Linked DNA regions of Mus musculus: region 2 is linked to region 1. A link is a loop called in an ENCODE intact Hi-C map of the cell type or tissue named here. Cell type or tissue: left cerebral cortex. All regions are shown on one strand. Each heading gives the region's core, and the rest is flanking DNA. Links, peaks and the distances in the headings are about the cores only.

Region 1 (10,335 bases), core at 860-8,859:
TTGTAAGAGTCCCACGGGTGTACCCACCACTGGGCTCAAACTCACTTGTGAATTCCGTACAGCCAGGGCTATACAGAGAAACTCTGTCTCGAAGAAAAAAAAAAAGTGACACTATTAGGGCAAATGTCAGAATTTACTGTACCATCATAGCATTTGCAAACTTCAAGATAATACTGAGCATTAAAAAAAAAAAAAAAAAGCATAGAGGTACTACCTCATAAAATGTATAGTTTAATCGCCTGACAGCACTATGTGTGTGTGTGTGCAAAGTGCCAATTTTATTTACAAACTTGTTAAGTAGACCCTGCATGCCTGCAGGAAGCAGTCCGACATCTTTAAACAGCCCTAAACAGCATCTAAATGTTTAAACCTGCTTGCTTGATGGTCACTGCTCCTAAAACCTGGCCCAGTGCTGTTAGTACTTTGATGAGGTCAAAGGTGACCACACTACTTGTAAAAGCCAAGGACAGGATCTCCCTAAGGATCCAAGTACCCATTGTTTGAAGTATACTTTCTTCTAGTGACCAGCCTGGCAAACAGGACTGAGGTAGCTACACAGCTTTTTAGACACCTGTTTAGCAAATTTAATGACAATTCATGGTGTAGCCAGTTGGTTGTTTTTGCTGGTTTCTTTTAATGGCAAGGGGACAAAAATCAGCGAAGAACACACGATCAGTTACTTAGAAGTCAGCATCCAAGGTAAAAGAGTTCTCTGTCGAATTCGACATGACTCCCATCCTCTGATACTCGCCTACTCGCTTCTCAAAGAAGTTTGTCTTTCCTTCTAGTGAGATATTTTCCATGAAGTCAAACGGATTTTCTACTCTGAAAATCTGAAAAAGTCACACCAATATATAAATGCTGAAAACAAGTGAAAGAAAGAAGAAAGAGACAAGACGACAGACAGCAGAGGGTGGAGGCCATAAATAACACTTTACCTTGTTAAAACCCAGCTCCAGCATAAGCCTGTCGGCCACAAACTCAATGTACTGCTTCATCAAAGTGCAGTTCATCCCGATGAGCTTCACGGGCAAGGCCTCCGTGAGGAACTCCTAGAGGGCAAGCAAAGGGGCGCTGAGCACCCCGAAGCCCGAGGACACCCCCGCCCCGCAGCAAGGACAAGGACAACCTGCACGCAGTCACTCACCTGCTCTATCCTAACGGCGTTGGTGATTATCTCTCGGACCCTCTGCTCTGCTGGCTTGTGTACCAGGTGCTTGAACATCAGGCAGGCAAAGTCACAGTGTAAACCCTAGAAGAGAGAGTCGTTCAAGGTCACCGTGGGGCTCTACTGTTCACAAGCATGACTTATCCACCCTCCTCAGTCTCCTGTGACTTATCTGGCCACACAGAGAGCACTTAACCTATCCAGAGAAAGGTATTTAAGCCCGGGTGTGGTGGTAACACACCTGCAATCTTAGCATTCTGGAGCCAGAGACAAGATCACCATGAATTTGAGGCCAGTTCGGCCCACATTGTTCCAAGCCAGCCACAAAATCCAACAATGCAGGTGAGGGAAATAAACCATGTATTTCACGGCCAATTATGAAAGCGAGGAATAGGCTAGCCCAACTCAAGGCTGCCTGACACCTATTATTACACAGGGCCGGGGCCCTTCCCTTCTGATACCCAGAGGTTTCTTCACAGCCACAGGCTCTACTAAGAACTTTCAGTTTGTACACTCGAGTCTACGGGATAACAGGAATATATGTACTAGGAAGTCAGTGGTTTAATAAGTTACTTAAGGTATCTTATCCTTTGCTGAGGATTGTATGGATTCCTACATTAAATATGGATACAGGGCTAGGAATGTGGCGGAATACTTGCCTAGCAAGTATGAAAGCCTAGGCTGGATCCCCAAGACTTGGAATGGCTCAACAGTTACAAGGGACATTTGCTGCTTTTGCAGAGGACCCAGGTTCAGGTCCCAGCACCTACATTACAGCTCAAAACCACCCGGTCCCGAGGTCATCCTCCTCCCCTTTGTCCTTTGCAGGCAAAGGTTCACACATTACAATCCCTTTTGAAAGTGGCCACACCTCACTTCTCAGGTCCCCATCAGTAGATGTGTATCTAAGAGCCCCAGGTTAGAAAGCTACTTCAGACTCACCTCGTCTCTGCTAATAAGCTCATTGGAAAATGTAAGGCCCGGCATCAGCCCCCGTTTCTTGAGCCAGAATATCGATGCAAAAGAACCGGAAAAGAAGATTCCTTCTACGGCGGCAAAGGCCACAACGCGTTCTCCTAGCAAGAGTCAACACGAAAACGTTCCCGGTGAGGCCTCGGTATTCTCAGCACAGGCCAATAATCCAGTGACATTACTTGGACAATCAAGCCTGGGCTTGAGGAGGAAAAAGGAAAGGGTCCTCACCATACGTAGCCTCTTTGTCCCCAATCCAGCGCAAGGCCCAGTCAGCCTTCTTCTTCACACAAGGCATTGTTTCAATAGCATTGAAGAGATATTCTCTGCAGGCAGAAAGTATAGCATGAATGGATACTGCAGAGCCCTGGCAACACAACAGGCACAGCGTAGGCCTGATTCATTACTTCCACGTCTGCTTCCCATCCTGGCACTCACTGCCACCATAACCCTACCAGTCCTTCCCAGTCTCCCTCCATAACACAAACGCCTTCTTAATTTTTCTATAATGTCCTAGCAGAGCAATGTCAGCTAAACTGGTCTAAAATAAACCTTTTGACTCAATATTGTCTAAAGCAATTCCCCTCACCTCCACTTTGGTTTCATACTCATTCATAGCCACGTCTTTAAATTTAATTGTTTTTGGTTTTTTTTGGTTTTGGTTTTGAGACAGGGTCTCTCTGTGTAGCCCTGGCTGTCCTGGAACTCACTCTGTAGACCAGGCTGGCCTCAAACTCAGAAATCTGCCTGCCTCTGCCTCCCAAGTGCTGGGGTTAAAGGTGTGCGCCACCACCGCCCGGCTTTAAACTTAACTTTTAATGTATGTTTTGCCTTAACGTGTCAGACACCTTATGTGTGATGCCCATGGAGGCCAGAAGAGGGCACCACTTCCCTGTGACTGGACTTACAGCCTTGTGAGGTGTCCCGTGGGAGCTAAGAACTAAAACTGGTAAGCAGTAAACCATACTTTGCAGGAGCCACAGTGCCTTCTAAACCTCAGTGGTCATCTCTCCAGCCCCTGGGGTTGGTTTTGTTTTTGACACAGTATGCAGTCTGACTAGCCTTTGACTTCTTGACAATGCTGCTGCACTGATCTCTGGGAGCTGGAAATAGACACAAGCTACCACACACAAAAGCTGGAGGCAGTCTTGACTAAGGGTCATAGAAACATCTACTGACAGTCCGCTTGTCATTCTGCTCATTTCCCCTTTATGAGCAAAAATACTGGAAATAAAGCAGTGAGTGAGTCCCAGGCACCTTGGCAGAGTGTGTGGATACTCACCTTTCCTTGGGATCTTTAATGTAAGTGTCAATAAGGAGACTGTACATTTCAGAGTGTATGTTTTCCATGGCAATTTGGAAGCCATAGAAACAGCGGGCCTCTGTAACTTGAACTTCTTGGCTAAATCGCTCCACCTAGTGGTAGTAAAATGAGCCAAAGTTAAATTTGAAGAACTACTGGTTGCTTCACTTTCTCCACACTACCAGTAGAGTGGCCCGGCCTGCTGGGATTGTTCCTAGGCCTGCAGCAACAGTGAAGGGGGAATCTGAGTAAGAGGCCATTTTGGTGTACTTACTGAATTCTATTCTAGGCCAGCCAGGATTACTGTGAGACCTTGCTTCAAAAATGTAAGTAAAACAAAACAAAAAACCCAGGTATATATTTAATACAGTTTAATCCTATATTTTTATTAGTTCTTCATGATTTGCAAGCAAGCTCATTATTTCACGTCATACGCTCAATTTACCAATTAGGAAACACATAACTCCTAGTTTGCCATTTATTTTAACAAAACTATCATGTGCTCCTAACCTCTGTGGCACACACCAGGCCCCACAGGGTTTCTTTTAACACTGTTATTCCCTAATTCTGTTTCAGTTCATTCCAAGGACCCACTTAGAGTTAAGAAGTATACAACCAAAGTCTTATAGAAATCCACAAAAAGTTAAGCATGTAGGTACAAAGAGAAAAACTCACTACTGCTCCTTAGCAGAGGGAAAGACTAACATGATGAACGTTAACATAACATTCATAGCTCTTAAAAAGTTTGTTTTGCTTGTGCTTGCCTGGGAATGGGTCCGTGCATGTATAGGCAAGTGCCCAAGGTCAGAGTTGCCTTGGTGAGAGGAGCTCACCAGCAGATGGGAAGCAGTCCAACAGGGGTAACTCATAACAGAACCTGGGTCTTCCGCCCAAGCAGGAAGTGTGTTAACCAGAGCGGAGACTGGAGTCAGTCATCTATCCCTCCAGCCCCGCTTCAGGGCAAAAGATAGAGAGCCAGGAACCAGTTCTGGATCTAAGTGAATTATGGGTATTTCATGCCAACTCACCAAGTTCTCATTGACTATGCCATCACTCGCTGCAAAGAAAGCCAGAACGTGAGATATAAAATGTCTCTCATCGGGTTTCAGAGCTTCCCAGTGCTGAATATCCTTGGAAAGGTCCACCTGAAGTTTAGAAGTTCACGATTAGCAGGTCTGTAGGTCTCTCTCTCTTTCTCTCTCTCATACACACACACTTTAAAACTGAAGTCCCCCAAACCATCTCATTACCGAATTCTTCACATCCATTATTCCCTTTGTTTCAGGGAACACCCAATATCTCAGTGAGCTACCATTCCCAAGGGCAAAAAGTTGTGACGGCCATGCGGGAGCCTTCTGACACACAGCAAGTCCTGAACGATTACCTCCTCGGCAGTCCAAAAGGAGGCCTCGGCTTTCTTGTACATCTGCCAGATATCATGGTACTCGATGGGAAAGACAACGAAGCGGCGGGGGTTTTCTCTCAGTAACGGCTCATCCTCAACGCTGGGGTTAGTAGGCGCTTTACTTTCCTGTTGGATGAGAGAGAGTGCCAAGTGAACCAACCCCCAAATGCCAACCGAACCGCAGGAAACTGCTAGCCAGTGTCTCATCAGATCGAGTACTTTCAACGATTGGTAATCTCGTGTGCTTAGCTGTCACGCTGCACTCTACTATTACCATAGGCCGACCCGAGTAGGACATTCTGAGGAGACACTTTGGCGGGAAAGAAGAGTCAAATAATTCAGCTGGGACAATGCAGATTTAGCGCCAACGAGCGGGCGCCCTCTACTGGGAGCCTAAGCGACCCACCTCAGCCCCACACGGGCCACTCACCAGCTCGGCGGAGTCCTGGAAGATTCTCCTCGCAGCTTTGCTGGCCAGGACGCGGGTGCTGCTGAGAGTCGGGGGCTGTAGGGGGACACGCGTGGTGAATGGCGGTAGGCACCCTCCACCCTCCCGGGTCCGGGAACCCACGACCTGCCAGTGCACATCCAACCCAGCCGGCACCTGGGCCGCCCTCACCGTGTTCTCCTTGTCAGCCAGGGTGAGTCGCTTCAGCGGCGACAACTGCAGCTGCTGCTGGTCAGCGATGGTGGCGAGCGGGGTGCGGACGGAGAGCATGGCGAACGAGGGCAGCGGCGGAGACGGCGAGGAGCAGGCGAAAACAGCTGGAATCCGGTGCACCGCCGACTGCCAGCGCCCGCGCCCTTTAAAGAGCCACCCAACCGCGCGCTCCGAGGGGGCGTGGCCTCGCCTCCCATTGGACGCCGCTGACCCCGCTCGCCGCCCAGCGCGGGAGATTTGAGTTGCGCCGCAGGCCTTCCGCACAAAGACCTTTAAGGAGCCTGCGCCGGCCGGGTGCGCGGGCGCTCGCGGGGCCGGAACCGGTTAGGATTGCGAGAGCCTTGGGGATTGAGCGCGCAGGGGGTCGCCGGGCGGGCGTTGCCGCTGAGGTTGGTGCCAAGGGTGGAGTGACGCTGCTGGCCTCTGGGACACGTCGCCTTGACTGTCTTCATGTCCCAAGTAGAGGGGTGCGGGGGACCCTGGTTTCTTAAAGAGATTCGGGGTCCCGAGCAATCGCACCGGCCTTGTGGGATTAAGGGGGTCCTCAAACTAGGGTTCCCTAAAAAGCTGTCTTCAAACTCATGAAGGGGTACGGATGCAGCCTTGGGTTCCTTTTCTACCCTGCCCCTCCTGTCAGACCCCTGTCCCCTCTGTCCCAATTAGTTTAAAAGCTGCCAGACGATTACAAATTCCAGGAAGCTCACAGGATGGTGACGAGTCATACATTCATTTTACGACTCTGGGCGTCCAGTAGTCTAAAGACGAATCTGCAAATTCCTGTGGTGAGGGTGGAGACAAGAACTCAAGTTTCCATCTTTCTGATTTGCCCTACGGGGTCCAAGATACCAGAGATAAAGCGCTGAGATGGGACACTGAGATCCCGGGGAAAAACGTGGAACCTGGGAAGGCTCCACTGACTCTCCCAGGTCAAATATTTTAAAAGAGGACGAGGGGAGGCTCCCCTCTGCTTGTGTCCTAAGTTCTCTCACTGTAGATGCTGTAAAAAATCTCTGAACACCATGTGGCAGCTCAAAGTTAAAGCAGGCGGCATCCACCGCTGCACAATTTATTGATGCTGGGGACAAAACCCAGGACTTCTTCCATGCTAAGCTAACTGGGCCATATCGATAAATATTTTAAATCACCTCTAGCAAAATTGTCAGTTCTTTTTTTTAACATATAATTTCTAATTCACATTCCATTCCTCCGTTATCCGAGGGGTTTGCCTTTGGCTCCTCTAGCTCCTGGTGTACTCAGTACAAATGAGGTCTGGCTACTAAAATAACACTCGACCACTGAGGGAAGGAGAAGGTCGCCGCCATTCTCTTCTCCCTGCTCACAACCTCCTCCAAACGCCTCTTCCTCCCGCCAAGCAGGCTGAGCTTAGTGGGCAGCCCCGCCTAGGTTCCCCTGTACCGGGACCTGTCAGGAGCTGAGCGCTTTTGCTTCTGGCGCGGTTTTTAACCTCTGCTCTGTGATTGGTTGGTTCAACTTCAAGATTCCCAGCCCCACCGGCCCGCGCGCGCTGCGGTCACTCAAGGGCAAGTCCGCTTTCAGGTGACCTTAGATGTGGAAACCGAGTCCCCGCAGGCATCCAGCGTTTCCCCGCCAAATCCTCTCAGCTGTCAGCACTCACAGTCCCTGTACAGCTTGATCATCATATACATGTTTAATCCAGATGGAAAGGGAAAACGGGTATTTTTAGGCCTGTTTTATAGGTAACTGAAGTAAAGGCCTGAGGGACCTGGAAACTACCCAAGGTCCCACAACTTTAGACCCTTGCTAACTCCTTTTCTTTCTTCTTTTTAAATTAATTTTGTGTGAGACGAGGGTGTAGTGCGAAGGTCAGAGGCCCACTTATGGAAGTTGGTTCTCTTGTATTCTGTGGGGTCACAGGGGTGGAATTTATGAGGTTAGGGTTGGCTGCTGAGACATCTTGTCAGACACTCGCACCTTTTTATTAGTAATGTTCCCAACATACGGAAAAACCGAGCAGGGCATGATGGCCCTGGTCTTTAATCTTAGCATCTGTGAGGCAGAAGCTGGCAGATCTTTTGAGTTTGAGGCCACCCTGGTCTATATAAATGAGTTCCAGGACAGCCAGGACTACATATATCCCAAAAAATATAAAAAAGAAAGCAAGGAAAAGAGAACTCCCCAGGGTTCGCCCACCAGTGTCCATTTGCTGTCTCCAACTTGCAGTTGCTTCACTCCCTTCTACACATGTGCGAAATTCATTGCTTTCTTCCCAGTACTTGAAAGTGACCTGTGCCCGAGGTGGTGGCACTTGCTCTTAATCCCAGCAATTAGGAATGTTCCCAGCGTACAGAAAGAGTAAACAGCAGGCGCCACGCCTCTCGACTCAGCACTAGCAGGCAGAAGCAAGTCATGATTTGGAGGCCAGCCTGGTCTACATAGTGAGCTCCAGGTCATCTGAGGCTGTATAATGAGACTTGGCCTCCAAATAAATCAATAAATAAGAAAGAATTTAGGAAGCAGAATAGTTGGCTTGGGTAGTTGAGAAAAACTTGCTCCCTCAAAGGTTCCTATCACCCACTTGATGGCTCACAACCATCCAAAATTGTAGTTCCAGGAGACCCAACATCATTTTCCTAGGGCACCACCACACATTATTAAGATAACGATCCATGGCCAGAGTGACTAACAGTCCAAGGCTGAACACGTGGGGCGGACGTGCTTGCAGGGGTGCTCTCTGTGCAAGCCTCTGTGGTTCTGGCGGCACTCGCTGTACCAGCCCCAGCCCTTCCTTCTTAACCTCCTGGCTTTATTGACTGGTTAGGGCTGACACAAGCAGCCCCAGTTTGATCTTGGCAACTTGCATTCCTTTCACAACTGAATAGTATTATATGATACTGAGAAACGTTAGTTAGGTATAAATACGGCGCTGGGATGTTAGAGAACAGCTTTAGTTTTAGGGTCAGCTGTTCAAACGCTGAGTAGTGAGAAGGTATCATCTACAATTTGCTTTTTTTTTTTTTTCTTAAAAAAAAACAAAACAAAACAGCATCTTACTATGTTGCCCTGGCTAGCCTAGAATTCATTGTATAGACCAGGCTGACCTTGAGCTCACAGAGGTCTGCTTATCTCTGACTCCTGGGATCAAAGGTACACCACCAAGTCCAGCTTACAGACCATTTACTTTGTATTTTGTTTTATTTTATTTTGTGTGTATGAGAGTTTTGCCTGCCTGTATGTATGTCTGAAGAGGCCAGAAGAAGGTGTTGGGTCCTCTGGAACTGGAGTTAACATGTTGGTACTGAGAACTGAACCCAAGTCCTCTGCAAGAACATCCTGTGTTCTTAACTGCTGAGTCATCTCTCTAGGCTCAACTTTGGCTTTTTTTTTTTTTTTTTAATTCTTTGTTTATTTACTCATAAGACAGGGTCTTATGAATCTCAGGCTGGCCTTCAACTCAGCATTGTAGTTGGGGATGGCCCTGAATTTCTGCTCTTCCTGTCCTCACCCCCTCAGTATTCAGGTCACGGGTGTGTGCTACTCTGCCTGGGGTGTGTGCTAGTATGCCTGGTTTATTCATTCCTGTTTTAGATGGTGCTGGGAATTGAACCCAGGGTTAGCCCTCTATTGAGTCTATTCTTTTTTTTTTTTTTTTTTAAATTGATTTTCTGAGACAGGGTTTCTCTGTGTAACCCTGGCTGTCCTGGAACTCACTCTGTAGACCAGGCTGGCCTTGAACTCAGAAATCTGCCTGCCTCTGCCTCCCAAGTGCTGGGATTAAAGGCATGCGCCACCATGCCCGGTTGAGTCTCTTCTTTCGTAATACAAGGTGTATGTTCTGTGTGTTCATAGGGTGGGGGGAGAAGGAAATGAACTTCTGAACTGGAGACCTGGAGCGACCTACGCAAAGATTTGCAAGTACAGTGGGGATCCCACCACTTGAGAGGAGGACAAAGTCAGATTCGGAGGGAACTTCTGGCCACTCTGACGGCCCGCTTAGCTAAACGGTTATTAAATAAGAGGCAACGAGTGGAAAAACAGGGGAATCAGCCTTGCAATGAGGCAATGATGGACTTCCCAGGAAGAGCTACAAGAGTGTCCACTGTGATGGAATGGAAGAGCCTGTCACTCACCCACTGGATGCCCTTGACCCACCCACTTTCTTGGGATTTCTTTGCTTACTTGTTCTCTCTCTCTCTCTCTCTCTCTCTCTCTCTCTCTCTCTCTCTCTCTCTCTCATTTGTTTGCTTTGGCTTTGTTTTGTTGTTGCTGTTGTTTTGAGACAGGGCCTCTCTACATAGTCCTGTCTGTCCCGAAACTCTCTCTGTAGACCAGCTGGCCTCAAACTCAGAGATCCACCTTCTGCTGAGACTAAAGGTATCTATCACCCAACCCTGCAATCCTCAGCTCAACATAAACTTTAATTTTTGTTGTTGTTGTTTTGAGACAGGGTTTCTCTGTATAGCCCCGACTGTCCTGGAACTCACTTTGTAGACCAGGCTGGCCTCAGAACTCAGAAATCCGTCTGCCTCTGCCTCCCGAGTGCTGGGACTAAAGGCGTGCGCCACCACGCCCGGCTGAACTTTAAATTTTCAAGGTGTGAATTAAGCATGTATCTGTATCACGTGTGTACCTGGTGCCCGGAGGTCAGAATCCCCTGGAACTGGAGTTATGGGTGGTGTGAGACGCCACAAGCACGAACTTTATAGAGGCATTTTAATGGGTTCACAGTATAGAACTTGGGACAAAACTGATACTCATACCTCTCGTGTGTCACATAACCCCTCTGATGGAAAATGCTGAAAAAGTTTAACAGGTCAGACTCCCTGGAGGCCTGATACAGACAGGGA
Region 2 (10,335 bases), core at 1,380-9,379, 270 kb before region 1:
TAGGATAAGTTAGGAAAAGCAGAACTTTGGAGGGCATCTGGAGGAAGTGGAGGGGGTGGGGTAGGTGTACAATACAAGATATACTGTATATGTACATTAAATTGTCAGAGGATAAATAAGTATATTCTAAAACTGTTTAAGTAGTCTGCTCACGGGACATCTAAATGCAAAACCTTCAGCCCTTACTTTGCCTACTATACAAGTTCTAACTGAAAACTAACCGAAATATAACACCCAAAGCACAAAACTGCTGAAGAAAGCACAATGTCTCTGTAACCTCTGGGTAAGAAAACTGCTTTGACACAAAAGTGAAAGCACAGTCTATTAAAAAGGAGAAATCTGATAGAGCAGGGTTCATCAAAATAAAAAACTTTACCTCTGCTAAGAGAATTAAGTTGCTCCTTCTAACCTACTCTGGAACAGGTAACTTGTCCTTTTGTCTGCCTGCCTGCCTGTCTGCCTGTCTGTTTTGTTGAATTGGTTTAGGTTTTGTTTGTTTGTGTGGTTTTGAAACAGGATCTTAAAACATCTTTTAGGCTAGCCTCAAACTAGATCCTCCTGCCTCGGCTCCCAGTGACGTGATTACAGACACGTGCCTGCAGCCTGGCTGACTGGCTCCCACAGGCTCCCACATGGGCTGGGTTGACTGTAGCACTGCCCCCATCATGCTGGATTTAGAAGACGGCATTAGAATTTGCGGAGCTTACAGGACTTAACTGAGTTGATGCTGTGAGGAGCTAAGAATTCTGGGGTCCTTGATAGGGGTCATGCTTTATATGCAGGAAGTACCTCTACCTTGGGGACCAAGAGGCAGATATTATTATTACACTATATGAGTCCATGCAAATATAATCTCCTGGAACAAGAACCACACAGACCAAACAGGAACACATTAGGGATTTGCTAGGGTATAAGAAAAAAGATGAGACACTGCATAGGAATGCAGAATTGGAGAGTTAGTGGATATTCCCTCTCTTGACTGTGCTGGTGTTACATAATCACATGGACCTGTCAAAATTCAAAACCATAGCCCAAAGGTACATTCTATAACATATAGATTAATTATACCAATGTGCTTTATTTTTAAAAAAGTTAGGTGATCCAATACTTTCCCACCCAGGAAGCAATTCTAGCAGCAGGAAAACCGTGGACAAAGATCCACAAGAGCACAGTCTGAGGAGGAGGAAGAGCACTTACTGCTCTTCAGAGGACCTGGGTCCAATTCCCTGCTCGCTTTCACTTACAACTCTAGTTCCAGGGGAGCCTGCTTCCCAGCGTACCTACATGCAAATGGTATACACAAACTCAGGCATACATATTTTAAACATAGGACAAACTGGGGACAAATACGCACAGGGGATTGATAGACTGTCATCAAATGTTTAAAAAAAAACTGTACTGACTGAAAATGCTTGTGCTATATGAAAGGAGGGGTCTAAAAACCACATAAGCAGCATTACAACTACTCAAAATGCTAACAGGAGCCACTGCTGTTCTGTTCAGGAATTTTCCCCTGTGCCCATATCTTCCAGGCTTTTCCCCCACTTTCTCCTCTATAAGTTTCACTGTCTCTGGTTTTATGTGGAGTTCCTTGATCCACTTAAACTTGACCTTAGTACAAGGAGATAGGAATGGATCAATTCACATTCTTCTACATGATAACTGCCAGTTGTGCCAGCACCATTTGTTGAAAATGCTGTCTTTTTTCCACTGGATGGTTTTAGCTCCCTTGTCAAAGATCAAGTGACCATAGGTGTATGGGTTCATTTCTGGGTCTTCAATTCTATTCCATTGGTCTACCTGTCTGTCGCTATACCAGTACCATGCAGTTTTTATCACAATTGCTCTGTGTACAGCTTTAGGTCAGGCATGGTGATTCCACCAGAGGTTCTTTTATCATTGAGAAGAGTTTTTGCTATCATTTGCAGATTGCTCTTTCTAATTCGTTGAAGAATTGAGTTGGAATTTTGATGGGGATTGCATTGAATCTGTAGATTGCTTTTGGCAAGATAGCCACTTTTACTATATTAATCCTGCCAATCCATGAGCATGGGAGATCCATCTTTTGAGATCTTCTTTGATTACTTTCTTCAGAGACTTGAAGTTCTTATCATACAGATCTTTCACTTCCTTAGAGTCATGCCAAGGTATTTTATATTATTTGTGACTATTGTGAAGGGTGTTGTTTCCCTAATTTCTTTCTCAGCCTGTTTATCCTTTGTGTAGAGAAAGGCCATTGACTTGTTTGAGTTAATTTTATATCCAGCTACTTCACTGAAGCTGTTTATCAGGTTTAGGAGTTCTCTGGTGGAATTTTTTTTTTTTTTTTTTTTTTTTTTTTTTTTTTGCTGAAAGGACCCTGATATAGCTGTCTCTTGTGAGGCTATGCCAGTGCCTGGCAAACACAGAAGTGGGTGCTCATAGTCAGCTATTGGATGGAACACAGGGCCCCCGATGGAGGAGCTAGAGAAAGTACCCAAGGAGCTAAAGGGGTCTGCAACCCTATAGGTGGAACAACAGTGTGAACTAACCAGTACCCCCAGAGCTCGTGTCTCTAGCTGCATATGTATCAGAAGATGGCCTAGTCGGCCATCATTGGTAAGAGAGGCCCCTTGGTCTTGGAAACTCTATATGCCCCAATACAAGGGAACACCAGGGCCAAGAAGTGGGAGTGGGTAGGTAGGGGAGCAGGGCAGGGGGAGGGTATAGGGAACTTTCCAGATAGCATTTGAAATGTATTTAAAGAAAATAATAAAAAAATAAAAGCCAGTGTCATATTCTTGCATGGCATGGCACTCCTAGCTCTAGTTTTGCTTAAACTGCTCCTTCTCCTAGGTTCATCTCCTACCAGTCTCCACTTCACTTTATTCAAGCCATCTTGTGTTTCCATACAAACGTTACCTGACCAGAGCATCCCCAGCCTCTACATATAAAACAGCTCTTGCTTCCCACTACTACCACCATTCCATAACTAGCTTTCTTCAGGATAGTGTTTAGCATGACTCCACGTACCAGTTACTTATTTAGCCTGCTTTCCCTACTCCACCAAAGAGTTCAGTAAGAATCAGGGCTCTGTTCACCACTCAGTTTCTAACAGCTGGAGAAGTGCCTGGTAGTACCATAAGGTAGAACCAACCCAGTGTTGGTAGAATCATGAGTTTGCCCATGTTCATCAACCTGGAATGCCAGCATTTATACTCCCAATAATCCAAAACATATCCTGCATACAAGTGACAGCTATGGCTTCAACGTCCACAATGGCTTAGATATGTGTCTCTTTAAGCTTACAGTCTGTCTCCACGGTTATGTCTTCAGAACCCATTACAGGCCTAGAACAAGAAGGATCTCATGAGGGAATGGTCAAGTTCAGTAACGACATAGACACATAAGGAAGCCTCTTTTGGGTGTCTTTGTCCACAGAGAGGGCCCTTCACCCTCAACAGCATACTCTCTACCATAAGCCGCACACAAGGCTATAACAACAATCTGTACATGTGACACTCAAAAGATAAGCTGGGCCAGTCCAGAATTGGAATTAAAACTGTCCAGGTCAGGGCTGGAGAGATGGCTCGGTGGTTAAGAACACTAACTGGCTGCTCTTCCAGAGGTCCTGAGTTCAATTCCCAGCAACCACATGGTGGCTCACAACTATTGTAATGGTATCTGGTGTCCTCTCCTGGTGTGTCTGAAGAGAGTGACAGTGTACTCATGTAAATGCAATAAATGCATCTTTAAAAACACAACTGTCCAGGCCACGATTGATGCTGTGTAAGTAAAACCACAATCATCAGAGAGTGAGCTTACAGCTATGAACAGAGAAAGTCTCTTCGTCAGTGCGGCCTCAGTGTGGCCCCTGAGACACAGGTCATCAAGCTACCCAGGATTCTGACCTCTCCTCAACCCCAGAAGCCTCCTTTCCCCAAGGTTTCTGCTTGTGCCTTCCAAACATTCAGGAATTCAGTGAAGAAAAATAAAACTGACATTCTTCAACAAAAGCTGGAAAAGGGGATGGCAGGCTCACACGGGATCATATATAGAAAAATATAATTTAGCAGTGCATGCATACACAATATAGACTTAAAAAAAAAAAAAAAGAATCAGAACTCTAGGCACAAGTTAGGGACCAAAACAGACAGCCTACAGGAAAGGAATCAGGCAATTAAAGTGGAAAAGAAATGCAAGACATTACGTTTAACCAAATAGAATTCCCAAAGTTTGAATTTTGGACAGAACAAAATATCCAGAGATAAGGAAAATAATAAACGACCATGTGACTGGGAAAGAAAAACAATGTTAGTGTTGTTGTCATGAACACCAGAGAAAGAGCACCCATGCGTGCAGGGATGGAAGGGAAAGAAAAGAGGAGAGGTGGGAGGAAATGGGAAAGTCTAGGAAAGAAGGCAGCAGGCATTTCGTTACATATGTGTGCCCCTTCCAACCAGCCACCTTAGAATTGATTGGGGCTGTGGGGATACCCTTAAAGAGCTGATAACTAGAGAATGATGTAGTGGCACAGGGGCCTGGGAGGCAGAAGCAGGCTGATCTCTATCAGTTCCAAGCAGACCAGGGCTACATATTAAGAAGACCAGGGAGGGAGAGGAAAAAAAGGAGAAGAGGGGGATGAAGGAGGAGGAGAAAAAGGAGGGAGGGAGGGAGGGAGGGAGGGAGGGAAGGAGGGAAGGTAGAAAAAAATGAAAAAGAGAAAAGAATTTATGGAAACGAGATGCCAAAGATAAATCTGGAAACCATTCTCAGAGTGTTTAAAAGGATTCTCAAACTGGTGTGCAATTATTTGTCTCCTGACCCAAATAGTCCCATTTTTGCAGGCCTGTGGTGAAGCTCAGAAACAAATTTTTAACAAGGACCCCCAAGTCGGTCTGATCAAGTTGACTGACTGTCGTTGTAAAGCTTGAGAACAAAGAACGCACCTTGCCACAGCATTTCCAGTCTTGGCTCTGAACCAGACACCCAACTGCCCTTAAAAATAGATTATGTGTCTTTTCCTTTTACTGTAGACGCTTTGTTTTTTCGTAGCGTCAAAAAGAGAGCGGGGGACTAACCCATCAGAATCACCTCCAAGAGGTTTTTCCTCAGCCACACCCCACACCAAGAAATGGGAAGCTCTGAAAAGCAAAACCGGTGCATTTTTAGCAAGCACCTCTAGGGGGCAGAGAGCTCCACAAACAGTTATTAATGAGAAAATGGTCTAAAATGGTTTAAACGTGAAGACAACCTAGGGAAAAAAAATGTATACAAATCCCCACAAAGCAAACATGGACGCGTTCTATTCGGGGGCTTGCGGGCATCTTGCAAGGCGTTTAAAAGCCTGCACAGGACAATGGGGGCAGTGGGTTCGGCAATTTAGCACAGAAGAAAACAACTTCTCCTCCCTGGAAAGCAAAGCAACCAAGAAGGTAAGGCTCAGGGGCACCGGCTGCGGGACTCACTAAGTGATGGGTGTGACAACAAGGAAAGCGGCCTGGGCCTGGAGTCAGTGCCCACGGGAGAACGCCGCACCGGAGCGCCTGCCTTCCGCGCTTGGCTGCACCGACCTCGCCCGACGCCCGGACGCCCCGCACCCAGCCTCCGATCCCGGCCCCCTCCCCCTCTCCGGTGCCACCGACAGACTCGTCTCCCTTTCCCCTCCCCCCTCCCCCAGCCTCGGACACTGTCGCTCTGCCTCACCCGACCTCTCCGCCTCCGCACTGACCGTGTCACGGCCTGGCCGAAGACGGCGCCCTCAGCTCTGCAGAACAGCGCCGCAGACCTTGTCAGAGGACAAGACGCCAAGAGCACACAGCTATGCCCGCACCACGCCCGGCGGCCATCTTCCTAGGAGTCAGGAACTGACAGGTCACGTGGTCGTGTGGTGGGCGGTGCTCCTTGTGGCCACGCCTCCTGGAGGGGGCAGTGTGGGAGGAGTTGCAGGTGCTGAAGTGGCTTGGACGCCCTTCCCTCTATTTTAAAGGAATGGAAACATTGCTTCTTTGCCTGGTTTGGCTTCAGATGGTTTGGGTTGGGTTAGGTTGGGTTGGGTTGGGTTGGTTTTGATACAGAGTCAAAGTCGCCCAAGCAGGCTTCAAACTTGCTATGTAGCCAAGAATGACCTTTACGCTCCCGATCCTCCTGCCTCCACCTCCCAGCTGACCCAGCTAAATTAGTGTATTTTTCACAGGTGCCCCAGGCAATATTTTTCCCTGTCATTCGCGCTTTTGAAAGTTAATTTATAACCCGTACCTGGCATTATAAGCAATAATTCAGAGAAATAAACAACAATTACAACTTTGGAAGCCATTGCCCACTTTGCAAATGAAAGTCGCTTAGTTCCTCCTTCCAGGGTCCAGAAGTCCGAAATCTGCCTTCTCCATCATCGGAAGAATGCACTGCCTCCGCAGACGTCCATACTGCCTCCTTCCAGCTGAGGACCCCCCGCCCCAACCCCCCAAGGCCCTTCCAGACTTTGCTCTTCCCACCTCTGCAGAAGTATCACCAAATGCTATTAACTGATCCCTGACCACCATCAGCAACCCCATCCTGGCAATATTCCCTTCAAAGGGCCTCCTGACACCCATTTCCTAGTCTTCTTCCAGGCATGGTACTCCTTCCCAGGTTCCACCTACCTTAATTAATTCAGAGTTCCAGAGTTCTGCCCACGGTCAGTCTCATCCCCAATATGGCCGATATTATAGGCTCCCTCCTGATCCATCTCCGGAAGTGAGTGGGACCCCCACAGGAAGTGGAAAGTTATCTCACATATCACCCCATACTGTCTAAGCAGTTCCTGTGTTAATCACTCAGATCTATTTTAAACCTTTTACTCCCCCATGGGCTGCCGACTCTCTCAACTCCTCTCCCTACCCAGAACTCTTCTTATCTGTCAGGACACTAAGCACTTCTCAGTTAAACTCTTCAGTACTGCCCCCCCCATCCGTGGAGCCCGTTCCCCACAGCACCTGGGAGTGAGGCTCTTGGAAGGCGTGCCCTCACAGACCTTGCCCTGTTCTGCCTGCCTTCCCCTTCAAACCCTGCCAGGGCAAACTGGCCAGTATTTTCTGCTAATAGACACACTGGGCTTCGTGGTACACACCTTTGCCCTCAGCACTCAGAAGCAGAGGCAGGGGGAATCTCTGTGAGTTAGAGGCTGGCTGCATAGTGAAACCCTGTCTCAAGAGGAGGAGGAAGAAGAAGAAGATGAAGAAGAGGAAGGAAGGAGAGAAGGGAGGGAAGGGGAGGGAGAATGTTATCAAGGGGTGAGAGAGGTCACTGAAAAGATCTCACTGAAGAGAAATAGCTGCAGAAATGTAGTTCCTGTGCCCTTGGGGGCTACCCCCAGGGGCTCAGCTCACATTTGAGAAAGATTGGCTGAAGGTTCCTGGCCCTAGCCTTCCAACTCATTTCTCATGCAAGTCTCCCAGACCCTCCTTCATGTACCTTTAACTTGTGCAGAGGGACAAGTAGATTAATGGGATGACTTCCACAAGCCAGGAAGCTGGCTTTAGACAGGACCAGGCTCATGCTTTCCTACACAGAGCTCTCTGCCTCCAGCGGGGAAACCAGAATGAGGGGCAAGCACATCCCACTGATTGCCTTTGGTCTCAGACACAAGCCCAGCTCGGCGACCTACCTTTCTTCCCATCATTGAAACCAAATCCCTGCAGACATTCAGGGAGCACACCATTCTTCCCTAGGGCTGATCTGGAAAGCACTGTGGTTAGGAACTGCAGGTTAGGGTACCAGGATGCAGAGTGGGCTCAGTGAGGAGAGGCAAGGGAGGCTGGGAACACATTCCAACAATTATAAAGCCAGCCCCTGCCCTGCCATGGACCAGACAGGTCTGAACAGGAATTGGGGTAAAACTCTCAGACCTTTTCCTTTTAATTATAGGGATAAGGCATTCCTTCCATAAAATAAATTTTTTAATTATTTAAGAATGACTAGATAACATTTTATAAAAGTGATTTTTAGAAGCATTCAAAATGTTGTGGGGATTGGGAGAGATAAGAAGGCAGTGTTTGCAGGGCAGTCCTAGGTGAAGCAGGGTTAATCTACACGTTTCTATCCTCTACCTCCTGCCTCTGAACGGTTACTCTGATTCAGGGGAAAGTTTCATTTTGATAACAAGGATTTGCCAGCCCCTGGTCCCTTCCACGCTATGGACCCTCATACCCAGTCTTGCAATCGAACTACTGCAGAACTAAGGTTTCCTCCTCAGTTTTGTCTCAAAGACATGCCTCTTCCCTTGCTCTCTGGTCTTTCTCTGGTTCATGTAGCCTGCCTAGATCTTTCCAAGAGACACACCCAGTGGGGTTGATTCTGGAATCACTCAACAACCCAAGACTCTGAATCAGCGGCTTTGAGAGTCTGGCTTACCTTCTTGTCATGTGTTTTTATGGAGAAGGAAAAATAGGCATTATCTTTCCACTCCTTGCCACTCTCTCCAACAAGGCTGTAATTTGATCGCCCTCGGGTCCTTTTTCCATAGCATCAGCACCTGGCCTGATGACTTCAACGGTCTAATCTTTCTCTGTGGCTTCAGTTTCATTGTCTAGCATATTTTCCACAGAAATCTCAACATGTTTTATACACTATGTTGCTCTAAAATGGTTCTTTCTTGGCTGGTATGATAGATCATACTTATAATTCCACTGCATAGGGGAGACTGAGGCAGGAGGATTGCTGTCAATTTAAGGCCGGCCTCAGCTACAGTGTTACTCTTCTATGATTTAAAGTAAATATGGACAGCTGGAGAGATAGCTCATAGCACCTGCTCTTGCAGAGAATCTGAGTTTGGTTCCAGCACCCACATTGGTGGCCTAATAGCTGCCTATAAATTCAGTTACAGGGCATCTGACTCCTTCTCTCTTATGGCACCCCATTCCCCCAGCCCAGAGGAGTTAGAAAGTTAAGTATTTTTAAGAAGCAAATAAGATGAATATGTATTCGTTACCAAGAATTTGGCAAACACATAAAAATTTGAAGTGTCAGCTTCTTTTCTATTACCACTTAGGATTCTCTGGCTTCTTAATCGAGATATGAAGCATAAACTTCATTGGTCAACTCATACTCTAAACAATGTTGAAACGAAGAGTGGTATTGGAGATTGTGGTAGTTAAACTATCAACAGGATCTAGAGTCAGCCAAGCGACAACCTTTGAGGGTATCTATGAGGAAGTTTCTAGATTAGGTTGAGCTGGGAAGCCCTAGACATGGGTGACACAGACCTGAATACCAGCATCCCTCACCCCCTGCTTTCTGGCTGCTGATGGACATGGCCCAGCTGCTTCAAGCCCCAGCTTCCCTGCTGCCATGAACTCTACCTCCAACTGGGAGCCGAAATAGACCCTTCCTTCTTCTTTCCTTCCTTCCTTCCTTCCTTCCTTCCTTCCTTCCTTCCTTCCTTCCTTCCTTCCTCCCTCCCTCCCTCCCTTCCTTCCATGTTGCCACTGTCAGAGACTTTGTCACAGCAGGAAGAAAAGATACTAATACAGAGATGCTCTGGGGGTGTTTGCCTTGATGAGTGATAAATGCTGCTGTTTAAGTTACTTTTGTGTCACTGTGATAAGACATCTGAAACAACTCACTTAAGACAGGAAGAATTTATTTAGACTCATAACTTTCATGGGATTAGCAGTCTGTGGGGACTTGGCCTCATAGTTTAGGTAGAACATCATGATACTATGAACAGGTGGTGGAGGGAGAGAAAGGAATAGAGGGAAAGACCAAGGTAACATATAGAAGGTCACACCCTGAGTGATTGCCTTAGTCAGGGTTTCTATTCCTGCACAAAACATCATGACCAAGAAGCAAATTGGAAAGGAAAGGGTTTATTCAGCTTACACTTCCACGTTGCTGTTCATCACTAAAGGAAGTCAGGACAGGAACTCACACAGGGCAGGAACTTGGAGACAGGAGCTGATGTAGAGGGGATGGAGGAATGATGCTTACTGGCTTGCTCAGCTTGCTTTCTTATACAACCCAAGACTACCAGCCCAGGGATGGCACCACCCACAATGGTCTGGGCCCTCCCTACTTGATCATTAATTGAAAAATACCTTACAGCTGGATCTCATGGAGGCATTTCCTCAACTGAAGCTCCTTTCTCTGTGATAACTCCAGCTTGTGTCAAGTTGACACACAAAACCAGCCAGTACAGTGACCCTTTCACTTCCTCCAAGTAGGCCACACCTCCTACCTTCCTCTCCTTCTCCACACCCCGATTCCAATAATACCTACTTATAGGAGGAGTGTGTGGGACCCCAAACAACCACAACACTGAAAAGTCTCAACCCAGTATGGATGATGAATTCCCCATAGCTGCAGAGAGAGTCCTTGGCT

Evidence for each region. A loop is a pair of places that touch in the nucleus more often than their neighbours do. Peaks named below come from ENCODE experiments on the same cell type or tissue, not always from the same donor. Only the 100,000 strongest peaks of a DNase experiment are listed, where the experiment ranks them.
Region 2: it touches region 1 in a loop (7-fold over the local background); 3 of 42 quality-filtered maps call a loop at or near these places.

The regions. Positions count from the first base shown.
Region 1 is chr12:24,703,578-24,713,912 of GRCm38, reverse strand. It overlaps Rrm2 (ribonucleotide reductase M2), which reads right to left and starts at 5,659. Exons shown (of 10, transcript NM_009104.2): 1 at 5,468-5,659; 2 at 5,279-5,353; 3 at 4,828-4,974; 4 at 4,472-4,588; 5 at 3,423-3,556; 6 at 2,372-2,466; 7 at 2,111-2,244; 8 at 1,148-1,252; 9 at 939-1,052; 10 at 1-833. The coding sequence starts at 5,566. The coding sequence ends at 681. In left cerebral cortex, for the core only: CTCF peaks have their summits at 3,022 (motif pointing right), 3,577 (motif pointing left) and 5,229 (motif pointing left); DNase peaks (open chromatin) are centred at 3,066, 3,569, 5,317 and 5,686; H3K4me3 peaks cover 1,007 bases; H3K27ac peaks cover 294 bases.
Region 2 is chr12:24,970,438-24,980,772 of GRCm38, reverse strand. It overlaps Kidins220 (kinase D-interacting substrate 220), which reads right to left and starts at 5,841. Exons shown (of 32, transcript NM_001081378.1): 1 at 5,711-5,841. It overlaps Gm36236 (a long non-coding RNA gene), which reads left to right and starts at 5,176. Exons shown (of 2, transcript XR_381341.3): 1 at 5,176-5,414; 2 at 5,660-8,588. In left cerebral cortex, for the core only: CTCF peaks have their summits at 5,160 (motif pointing right) and 5,906 (motif pointing right); DNase peaks (open chromatin) are centred at 5,195, 5,404 and 5,862; H3K4me3 peaks cover 1,995 bases; H3K27ac peaks cover 1,297 bases.